2 separate regions of the Homo sapiens genome follow, and region 1 is linked to region 2. A link is an interaction called in ENCODE POLR2A ChIA-PET data of the cell type or tissue named here. Cell type or tissue: HepG2. All regions are shown on one strand. Links, peaks and the distances in the headings refer to the core of each region. The heading gives the core; the rest is flanking DNA.

Evidence for each region. Peaks named below come from ENCODE experiments on the same cell type or tissue, not always from the same donor. Only the 100,000 strongest peaks of a DNase experiment are listed, where the experiment ranks them.
Region 1: POLR2A ChIA-PET joins it to region 2 with 5 read pairs; 4 of 35 experiments call an interaction of 5 or more read pairs at or near these places.

The regions. Positions count from the first base shown.
Region 1 is chr1:182,118,441-182,124,148 of GRCh38, forward strand. LOC105371642 (a long non-coding RNA gene) reads left to right here. Exons shown (of 3, transcript XR_922341.3): 3 at 1-208. Among named protein-coding and RNA genes, the nearest start is that of ZNF648, 60 kb to the left of the region's middle. RefSeq lists an enhancer at 2,454-2,748 and a silencer at 2,454-2,748. In HepG2, for the core only: no CTCF peak of the experiment used is centred there; DNase peaks (open chromatin) are centred at 2,181 and 2,571; H3K4me3 peaks cover 523 bases.
Region 2 is chr1:182,289,946-182,295,653 of GRCh38, forward strand. All of the region lies in intron 2 of LINC01344 (long intergenic non-protein coding RNA 1344), which reads right to left. Among named protein-coding and RNA genes, the nearest start is that of LINC01344, 21 kb to the right of the region's middle. RefSeq lists enhancers at 1,781-2,280, 1,959-2,103, a cis regulatory region at 2,025-2,036 and a silencer at 3,149-3,443. In HepG2, for the core only: no CTCF peak of the experiment used is centred there; DNase peaks (open chromatin) are centred at 1,976, 2,536 and 3,536; H3K4me3 peaks cover 1,035 bases.

The DNA of each region.
Region 1 (5,708 bases), core at 855-4,854, 170 kb before region 2:
TACCTATTACCTGCCTGCCTCAGCTTCCAACTACCACCCAGGTTAAGAGGGCATGTCTGATGAAGAAACCACCTCCCTTAGTCAAGATGATTCAACTTCATTCTACTCTCATCCCCTTTCTCCAGGTGGAAATCTGAGGGTCTGAGGAGGAGACAGAGAGAGAAAGGGGACGCAAAAAGGCTCAATTCTCAGGCTTCTGTCCCAACAACATCAGTATTATCTTCATAAATTTAAAAAATATATAGCTTTATATTATATATAAAGTCATATATATAACTATATATAACTATAACTATATATATAACTATATATATAACTATATATATAACTATATATATAACTATATATATAACTATATATATATAAAACAATGTAGAAAGACTGGTCAACGTGAGTTTCATTATTATCCAGAAAGCCAGCAGGAGTTGGATGAGCTCATTCACAGAGACCACTGGGTTTTAGGAGCAGGGATTTTTATCCCTCTGGACTGGGAGAGTTGGGAAAAATGAAAGGATCCAAGCTTTACCAAATTCAGACTCACATTTTAGTTCCCAGCCAAAGGTCATGTTGAAGCACAGTGAGAAGCAGTTTCCCTGAGGAAGGGGGTTGGACTTGGAGGTTGGTTCCCCTATTTAGATTCAGACAATGGGAGGGAAGTTTATTACTTTTACAGCATGGTGACAATGCAATGCTTGGTAAAAAACAGTTCTCAGGACATTTAGAATTTGTTCTCTTTCCCTGCCATGTGCTTATGGGATGCTCCCATAAATCCCTTCTCTTATCTGGATACAGGGACCTATTGACTAGTCCTGCTAGGGATTGGGATCTGGAAAAAGCAATTTTTTTCTTTGGTTTGTGCATTTTTAAAATGCCTGTGCAAGGACTAAGAACCTGCTATTCATATTCCCAGGAAAAGATAACTGTATCAATTACTAGATACGGCACCTTGGTCATCAAGAGTGAGTCCAACGACTAGCAGGTGTCTTGGTTTGTGAGGCGCCCCCTCCAGCATTAATGGGAAAAGAGATGAGGGCCAGGGCTGGGTGTGTTGGCTGATGCCTGTAATCCCAGCACTTTGGGAGGCTGAGGCAGGGGGATCACAAGGTCAGGAGTTCGAGACCAGCCTGGCCAACAGGGTGAAACCTTGCCTCTTCTAAAAATACAAAAAAATAGCCGATGTGGTGGCATGCGCCTGTAATCCCAGCTACTCGGTGGGCTGAGGCAGAAGAATCGCTTCAACCTGGGAGGAGGAGGTTGCAGTGAGCGGAGATCGTGCCACTGCACTGCAGCCTGGGTGACTGAACAAGACTCTGTCAAAAAAAAAAAAAAAAAAAAGATGAGGGTCCAGAGATTCCAGTCTAATGCCTCACTCCTGGGTCGATCTCACCAAATAGCAAAGGGTTTCCTGTTCACCCTTTCCATACTGGAACAAGTGAGAGGTGGAGGATGGTGAATCATTTTCCAAAGCCAGAATTGGCCCTCTTGGAATCTTTGTGCATTTCTGATGGAATGTAGGAAAATTAAGGGAAATCGGGAGGCTCCAGGGATTTAGCATGGTTCGGGCCACAGCACAAGGTCCCATAGGCTCTGAAAGACTAAGCTATAGCTCCAATACAGGCGTTATCTGACTCCAAAGTTCAGGCCTCTTCTACTTGAGATCTGAGTCCCTCACACTGGAGCATGGTCAGTTAAGGCTGCAAAAGGGAGAGAGTAATGGAGGTCAGCGTTGAATAGATACGAATATAAACTCTTGGGCACTGTTAACGCCAAACAGCCTGACATCTTACTTCAGATATAACTGTAACAGTGTCCAAAATCCAATATTAGCATTTAAAACTTGTAGCACACTTATTGTGGAGTCATTGAGTGATGCAGAAAGAAAAAAAAATAAAGCCCTGAGAATTCAGCTCATTTACCCAAGTCACTGACGCATTTAAGGAACAGCTCTTATAAGTCCATTTAGGTGGTTTAGGGCTGCGGAAGATGCCCAGAATCCCTAAATAGAAATAAGTACTGGTCATCAGAGCAGTGCGGTTAGGCCCTTTCTGGCCAGGAGGTCATCTTGGGCTCCAGAGCCACTTGTTCAGCTCTGATATCTAAACAGCCAAAGTGAATTATTCACTTAGGAGGGTGAAAAACACTCAACTCCCTGGGATTGTCAAATGGAGTTTTCCATCATAAAATATCTTAGTCATTTGGAATCTAACCAAAGTAAACGCCTGGTCCTGACCCATCCATACCTCTGTGCTGGATGGGAAAGGAGAGAGGGAAATCCCAAAACAAATGGAAAAGCCACTTTGCCAGCCACAGAGCATGCATGGCCCTCCCTGGGCAGGTCTACTCCAGGTGAGACACGGTTTGAGCCAGGCTACAGGTGAGGAGCGGGTCACGGGAGGGCTCTAAATGGCATCTCTGTTTGATTCCAGGCCTGAGTGGGGCTGCGGCTTACATAACAGTTTGGCAGGGAGATGCAGCCAGGCGGAAGCACGCGGGTTTCCAGCAGCGTATAATCATCTTTGATTTCTCTGTTTGCTCAGCAGCTTTCATGTGGTGGGGGAGGCAGTAGTGCAGGAGGAGGGGCAGAATTCCGATACACTGCGGCCTTCTGTTTTCTTCTGCAAAACAAACAGCCCCAAACAGATCCCCATGGCCAGGGAATTAGCCACTGCCACAGAAGTCCCGTGGCAGTCTAGGGGAGGAGCTGCCCTGGAGCCTGGGTCAGGCCTAAGAAGGTCAGAGATTGACTTAAAGTTACGGTCTCGCTAGGTGCACAGGAGCCCAAAGGGCTACCGAGGAGCAGGGGTCTTGGATGCTGGCAGCACCTAACATGGTTTACCCTCTTGGCACTGAGGGCTGTGGTGTCCCCTTCTGATTACAGAGGTTACTGAATCCCATACTACGTCCATCCAGAAAGGCAGCTTGTCAGGTCTCTTTCCTACTAATCACTGCCTCCATACCAGGCTAATTCTGCTGGAATCCTGAGCATCTGGGAGCAACCAATTTAGAAAATAACATTTCCTTTGACTAAAATACAAATTTCTAGCTCCTTTTGATCCTAATCGGTTTGGAATTGAGTAGCAGCTGTTCCCCTTTAGAATGGGCTCATACTCACCACTTGCTGCGGTCTGCACTATTCCCTATTGTCTTACACCAGGAGATCTTTTCATTTAGTTACCCTGCTTGCCTGGCCCTTGCAGACATTTGTAAGATGAATTCCCTGCCCTATCCTAAGTATAATGATTTGATAGAATATAATTTGCTTACCTCTCTGATTCTCCCACTAGACTGTAAACTCTTTTGACAGAAGCACAAATTGGTCATTCATTTATTCATTCAACAATTATCTACGGCATGCCCACTTTGGACAGAGTGCTAAGTGCTAGTCATTGTGTTAGGAATATAGAATTTATCATGGGGGCCTTTAGTGCCTGGCACTTAGCACATGCCGTATACATGTGATTAGATTAAATGAATACATAAATAATTCTTCCAGCATGCAAACTGTTGATCTTGGCAGTGAGGTTCTGTTACCAATGTGTCCACCCTCTCAACCTTATGAATAGGTTTATTGACAGGATACATCTTGTTTTGCAAGTGATTTGCATGAACTTGTATAATGTTGTGCTCAGATATTTCCTTACATTCAGATATTTTCTAACCCCCAGCTTGCATCTCTGGCCTCATGTTTTGCTACTCCCTGCCCTATCAGCCATGAGGAACTGCTTGTATGACCTCCCTGAACTCACTCTGCTCCTGGGGCCTCCACGCCCTTGCTCACCCTCTCCCCTTAGTCTGGAAAGCCTTCATTTTGTCCTTTGCCTCATTACCACCCCTTCCCTGGCCAGCTCCCAGCCACCTCATAACCCTCACTCAGACATCTTCTTCCCAGGAGCCTCCTCTGATTCCTCCAGGCTGAGTTAGGAGCTTCTACTCTTTGCTCTCATTTGCGGTGTGGCTCTTTTACAAGTCTGTCTCCACCACCATGCTGCAAGCCCTGGAGGCAGGAACTGGACATTTTTTGTTATCTCTGTGTTTTCAAGGCCAATCATAGAATAGGAACTTTGTATATAGAAAGAACAATTCAGTCATGCTTGTGAATGAAACCCTAGCCAGGCCTGCACCTGTTTTAGCACATCAGTGCACACACACCCTCAATTTTGACACTCCCCTGCAGAGTCCAGATAACCAACCAAGGATCCAAATGGATTCTTGTTTTGGACAGAGTCTAGCTCTCTGTTGACATATCATGTTCTTTCCTCTATTATAGTAACTACCCATGCTCTGTGTGTTTTCTCAAGTTTTCTGTGTTTGAATACATGAAATTCTTTTGCTCTTTGTATGAAAACAATGCCATCTGTTCACTAGATAGAAATTCTGGAAAGCTTCAGAAAAGCAACCAGGTTTTACTGCAGAACAGTCTAAGATATACCTCAGTGGGATTCTGGGTGGGAGGCAGATAAGATTAGGACAAGAACAACTTGGAGTTCTTAGTTTTGTGTGGTTCCCTGCCCCCCTTTTTTTGATTTTAGATTTTAGAACTTTTCTCTCAAATTCATTTCAATGAGATTCATGCTCCAGTGAAAACTAACATTCTTCTTACATTCCAGCCTAGCAGCCTCAGGGGTGATGATAGTCTTCAGGAACTTTCTGGGATAATGGAAGTGTTCCATATACAAGGGCACTAATAACATAGGGGTGTACATTTGTTTAACATTTTTTGAATAGTATATTTATGATCAGTGAATTTCACTGGAAGGAAAGTTTAACACAATTTTAAAAATTTTATTGAGTACCTACTATGGCCCTGGAACTCATCTGGGTACTGTTTTGGTACTCAAAAAAAGGCCATTAATGAAAAACTCACAGCTAACATTACAATCAATGGGAAAAACTGAAAGCTTTTTTTTTTTAAGTTCCAGTGCAAGACAAGGCTGCCCACTCTAGTCATTTCTATTCAACATAATATTGGAAGTACTCAACCAAGCAATTGGGCAAGGAAAAGAAATAAAAGGCACACAAATCAGAAAGAAAGAAGTAATACATGCAGAATACATGACCCTGTATGTAGAAAATCCCAAAAACTCCAGGAAAAACTCTTAGAACTAATAAATGAATAAGTAACTTTGCAGAATACAAAATTAACATATAAAAATCTGTTTAATTTCTGTACACAAATAATGACCTCTTCAAAAAAGAAATTAAGAAAACAATCCTATCATTTAAAAAAAGTGAAGTATTTAGGAATAAATTTAATCAAGGAGGTGAAAGACCTATCCAAAGAAAACTGTAAAACATTAATGAAAGAAATTGGCTGGGCACAGTGGCTCATGTCTGTAACCCCAGCACTTTGGGATGCCAAAGTGGGTGGACAACTTGAGATCAGGAGTTTGAGACCAGCCTGGCCAACATGGTAAAACCCCATCTCTACAAAAAATACAACAATTAGCCAGTGTGGAGGCACATGCCTGTAGTCCCAGCTATTCAGGAAGCTGAGACATGAGAATCGCTTGAACCCAGGAGGCGCAGGTTGCAGTGAGCCAAGATTGTGCCACTGCACTTCAGCTGGGTGACAGAGTGAGACTCTGTCTATGGAAAGAGAGAAAGAAAAGAAAGAAAGAAAAGAAAAAAGAAAGAAAGAAGGAAGACACAAATAAATGAAAAGATATCCTTCATTCATGGATTGGAAGAATTAATATTCCTTTTTTTTT
Region 2 (5,708 bases), core at 1,132-5,131:
ACACACACACACACACAGAGTGATATGGCTAGGCAGCTGCTGCTGGTCAACATTAGTGAGATTTCCCTCTTGTGCTGTTGTAAACCACCAGCCATAGCTATTGTCCTGTCTTTTCTGGTCTCTCTCTCTCTCTCTCTGGCATATGAGTAATTCCTCATTTGCTCTTTTTTCCCTGAAGTTCATGCCCTCAGGCACCGCAGGCAACCTGGATAAATTTAGCTCTTCTCAGGGCCTTTTCCTGACTTTGTTCCATGACTGTTGAAGGTTTGGCTGCTCCCCAGAGAGAGCTTTGGCCTGGCTTCCCTCCCTTGGAGGTCTCATTTGGTTCTGGTGTCTGCTATGCCACTTGCATAATTGGTCATGAATCACTTCAGGTTACGGTATGTACTTTGAGAATCAATCAGTTTGTGCTCTTGGAAGCTGAAATCCTTCATTCCAGCTTCGCATCCCTTGGATCTCCTTCCCTGTGTTTTCCCTTGCCCTAAACAGCCTGTGGCTACTGCTCATAGCTGTCATGCTTACTCCCCATTAGGGCTAAGCGGGAAATGATTGGTTGGTGACTAATAAAGCCTCTTCCACTCTCTTCTCCAGGAGCAGGGCCTCAGATCCCATGAGCAGGATCCAGTACAGTGAGGATGTTCATTTAAAGTTTACTAGTTTGAATGGTTGTAGCTGAATATAAGAGAGGCTGGAGTCAAACTCCCTCTTTAAGCAATTAAATGAAAGAGAACTGCATGAAAAGGCCATTATGTGTTTAGACATGATCATCTTCAAGGATCCAAAGTAAGAATCATGGATCATGCTCAAGCTTTTATCATTTTAGTTACTATTTTCTCTCTTCAATATAGGCCATTGATAAATTATCCAATCAGCAAGCATTTATTGATCACCAGCTTTGTGCTAGTAGCTATGGGCATTTCAGAAGTGAACAGCATCATTCCCAGTCACTTATGGGGGGAAAAAAGGTATTTTTTTAAACAGTGAATTACAAAGGAGAGATAAGTGATACAGGAAATGAGAGCTATTTTAGGGGATGTGGGTGACACCTTTAAAGGACCTGACATGGACTCTGCTTTCCTGGGGCTTGCAAACTACATGGGGAGATTGAACTGACCCACATGAAATGAGACAAGAACCAGGGCCAAACAGGAACATTCTGAGGAGGCTTTACGGAGGCAGTAGGTTTATACGAGACCTTGAAAGGTGGGAAGGATTTGAATGGATACAGAAAGGAAAGAACTTACCAGGATGAAAGAACAGCATGAACAAAGGCCAGAAGAGAAGACTGGCACAAGTTTCACATATGTGTATGTTTTGGGGAGTGCCTGTAAAAAGCTGGTCTTACTCCAGCAGGAAATACATATGGAGGGGGGCAGAAAAACAGGCTGAGGATGGTCAGCATCCAGGGCCTTGAGGGCTAGGCATGACCCAGTCAACTTACTAGCAACAGACCCCCAACTGCAGGAGCAGGCTCCTGTTGGGAAGGGGAGACACTGACCTTGTTCCTTGTAGGAACCACTATGAATGGCCTCTTCCCAGTCCCCATATTCACCTCCACCCCAGTTAGCTGCCCTTGCTATGGAAAACCACATTAAAAAGAGTCGTGAAACCAAAGTGATCTACTCCAGGCCAGTGAGGCAGTCTCTGCACATGCCCCACTGGGAGGGTCTCTCTCAGTGCCTGGGGCTGCAGACACTTGTGTGTGGAGTCCACTACTTGTTGGTAGTCGGGGCCACCACAGGCTATGGCTTCAAGAGGCAGTGAGATAAACAGCTGTGCCCTGGATAGAAAAGTACCCAGACACTACTGCTTGATTATTTTCCTGGCATGCAACTGGGACCAGTGGCCCAGGTGTCACTGCTGCCACCCTGGCTGATCCACAGAAAGAAGGGTCAGATCTATTTTAAGGATCTGTTTGCCCAGTCACATGGAGAAACTGCTACTTTAAAAACAGCTATTTACCAGGAAAGTAAAGGCCCCTGCAAAATAAAAGGTTAGTATACTATCCCTAGTAACTCTTTAAACCAAAGCAAACATCCAGGCAGGCCATGTTTGCACTGCACCGTTCTTGCTTTCTGCCCTTGGTCACTTGATTCCCAAGGTTCTTGGTTGATTTCTTCCTCGGAGTTAAGCTGAGAAAGAGCAACTGGTAATATCAAAGCACAGGGGTCTCTAGAGAGCAAGGGAGTTATAAACACACAGCAGTTGTATTGTTACTTGAAGAGTTTGTTACTATTGCTCTATTGTTACTTTGGTTGGTTTGTTTTAGGAGAGTGAAGGAGTCTGATCAGGCAAAATCTGAAAGAATCTGGAAGATCTAAGACCCTTCAGCAGAAATGCGCCTTCTACCTTGTATTAGTCCGTTTTCACGCTGCTGATAAAGACATACCTGAGACTGGGAAGAAAAAGAGGTTTAATGGACTTACACAGTTCCACATGACTGGGGAGCCCTCATAATCATGGCAGAGGGCAAGGAGGAGCAAGTCATGTCTTTCACAGATGATGGCAGGCAAAGAGAGAGAGCTTGTGCAAGGAAACGCCCATTTTTAAAACCATCAGATCTTGTGAGACTTACTCACTATCACGAGAAGAACACCATGGGAAAGACCCGCCCCCAAGATTTAATTACCTCCCACCGGGTGCCTCCCATGACACGTGGGAATTATGGGAGTTACAATTCAAGATGAGATTTGGGTGTGGACACAGCCAAACCACATCACACCTATATTTCAGGATTCTGATATTAGTGTATGGGAAGTAACATCAAATATGGTCTACAGTGATATTGTTCAAACTAGAGGTCCAAACCATCAAGGCAACTCCAAGAGCATTAAAATCAACATTTGGAGAGGCATCAAGTGTGGAGACAGTGCAGTGGCTGGCACTTTCTACAAACCGTCAGAGCAGTATGCTCCCAGCTTCTCCATGGACATCCCTAAACCTTCTTTACCTCCCAGCTTCTAAAATCTGCTACCTCATTAAATCATGTCAACTTAGGAAATCTTCATGGGACCTATCCTGTGGAATTTATAGTTTTGCTTAGGGCACAGTATGACACATATTTCTAATAGAGAAAATAGTACAATATATGAATACTACAGAATAAGTGGCATTAAAAAAATGCAGGGTGTAGGTGACAGGTGGACCTGTGTGCCCTAGAGCACACAATGAAAAACACATTGCCTATCATGGAAATTGAAGTCCTTAGCCTGACCTCCAAAGCTTTCCATAATCTGACACCAATCTCCTTCTCAGCCCTATCTCCCAGGACTCCTCCTATACAGTCAAACCAGACTTCCCCTAAGCTCACCTCGCTCCATGGCTGGGTTTTTGCCACTTAACACAATCATTCCTTTCCTCTCTTCTTCCTTCAGTCACTTCACACACGTCCAGTGATTCTGCTCTCCAAATGCTAACTAGGTTCCAGGTCTGGCTCACATTTCTCCTGTTCCTTGAAACCTTTCCAGCCCATCCCAGTGACCTCACCGTACTCTGAACTCACAGCACTCTTTGTCCACCATGCACACCACTCTTTGTACATCACGCACAGCACTCACTGCCTGGATGCTCCTTTGTTCATGAATGGGGCGCAGCCTTGTGAGGGCTCTGATGGGTTGCTATCTTGGACATTGACTTCTCCTTTGATCTCTCCTCATATCATCTCACAACCATATTATCCTTTCTTTGATGGCTTGCATTTTTGAATACCCTTCAAGCTTCTAGCACAGGGCCCAATGCAGAGAAGTTGGTCAATAACTGTTTGTGAAATGAATGACAATATAGAAAATCATCTGATGCTCAATTATGTTTCCGCCTGAAGAGGTAAAAAGAAAGGGCTACATTTATTGAGGGTCTGTCATTTTCACTTGTTCAGCACTTTAACACCCATCTAAAATGCAGATATATTATCTTCCACTTATATAATATGAAAATGAGGTTCAATAAGTTGTTCAACATCAGTCAGCAATAATAAGACAGCTGAGAGACAAACTCTGGTGTGCCTGACTTGGAATGCCAGGCTACGTGCACTACCTCCCACCTAAGCATCCGTCTGTGGGCAGGTTGCTGTAGTTTCTTCCTGTGAGTCTCTCAGATGACTTTTACTTTTTATTTATTTATTTGTTTATTTATTTTTGAGCGTTTCACTCTTATTACCCAGGCTGGAGTGCAATGGTACAATCTTGGTTCACTGCAACCTCCGCCTCCCAGGTTCAAGCGATTCTCCTGCCTCAGCCTCCCGAGAAGCTGGGATTACAGGCACCTGCCACCACGCCTAGCTAAGTTTTTGTGTTTTTAATAGAGACGCAGTTTCACTGTGTTGGCCAGGCTAGTCTCCAACTCCTGACCTCAGGTGATCCACCCGCCTCGGCCTCCCAAAGTGCTGGGGTTACAAGCGTGAGCCACCATGCCCGGCCCATGACTTTTACTTAATCACCCCATGCACTCTCCCTCCCTTCAAGCCACCTCCAAAGAGCTACTTTTCCTGGAACCACTGCATGCTTTCATGTTTCTGTGCAAATCCCTTATAATTCCTTCAGCTGGAAAATCACCTTCCATCTTTTCTACCTGTGCTATCTTATGTATCCTTGAAGGCTCAGCTGAAATGAATATTCCCTCCATCAGGTTTTCTGTTAACAAAATTAAGTGCCCTCACATCTGAGTCCTCATGGTCCCAGTGCCTCTTCCACAGTTTAGAACTCATTTGATTTTGTTTCAAGCTGCAATCAGTTGCTTACCTCTCTGCTTCCTCTCTTAGGCTGTAAGCAACCCAAGGGAAGGGAACACACTCTCTTCATCTCTGTAAGCTGGGCCTTGCACGACAGCAGCAGAGTGTCCCAAAAGTCTTTGGTGGTTCAGGTGGCTGCAGGTGGCTGCTGGTTGCCAGTGCAGAGCATTGATTCAGTCATATCACACACCTTCAGTGATTCTGCTCAGGCAATAAGCCACTGGGATACCAACGAAAGCCAAAAAAAGGAAGCTCCAAGTAGACTTCCCATGTCAGCTCCCAATGTGCAACCCAGGGGTTTCATCTTGAAACCATGTAGTCTCCAGTTTTAAGTGATTCAAGAATGTTTTGACCTCCCTTCTTAATCTAATCTATGGTTTCCAAGATAGTCAATGCCTCAGAGAGAGGCTGTCATAAGGGTCCCTGTTCTTTAAAGTGCCAAGAAAAAAAAAATGGTTAGATAGATCCTTTGTAGCATGCCTTTAGTAGTAAGGTGTAACCTCGAGGTTTGAAAAATGAATGAATGAGGCCGGGCATGGTGGCTCATGCCTGTAATCCCAGCACTTTGGGAGGCTGAGGCGGGCGGATCACTTGAGGACAGGAGTTTGAGACCAGCCAGGCCAACACGGCGAAACCCCGTCTCTACAAAAATACAAAAATTAGCTGAGTGCGGTGGTGTGTACCTGTAATCCCAGCTACTCCCGAGGCTGAGGCAGGAGAATTGCTTAAACCCAAGAGTCAATGGCTGCAGTGGGCCGAGATTGTACCACTGCACTCCAGCCTATGCAGCAGAGCAAAATGCCATCTGAAAGAACGAAAAAAGAAAAGAGAGAAGAAAGAAGAAAGGAGAAAGGACAAGAAAAGAGAAAAGAAAAGAAAAGAAAAAAAAAAGGAATGAATGTTAAACATGCCAGACCCTATTTAAATGAAGAAAAAGGATATTTGTTTGGTTTGCCTTATAGAGTCCGGCCCCTCCAAAGAT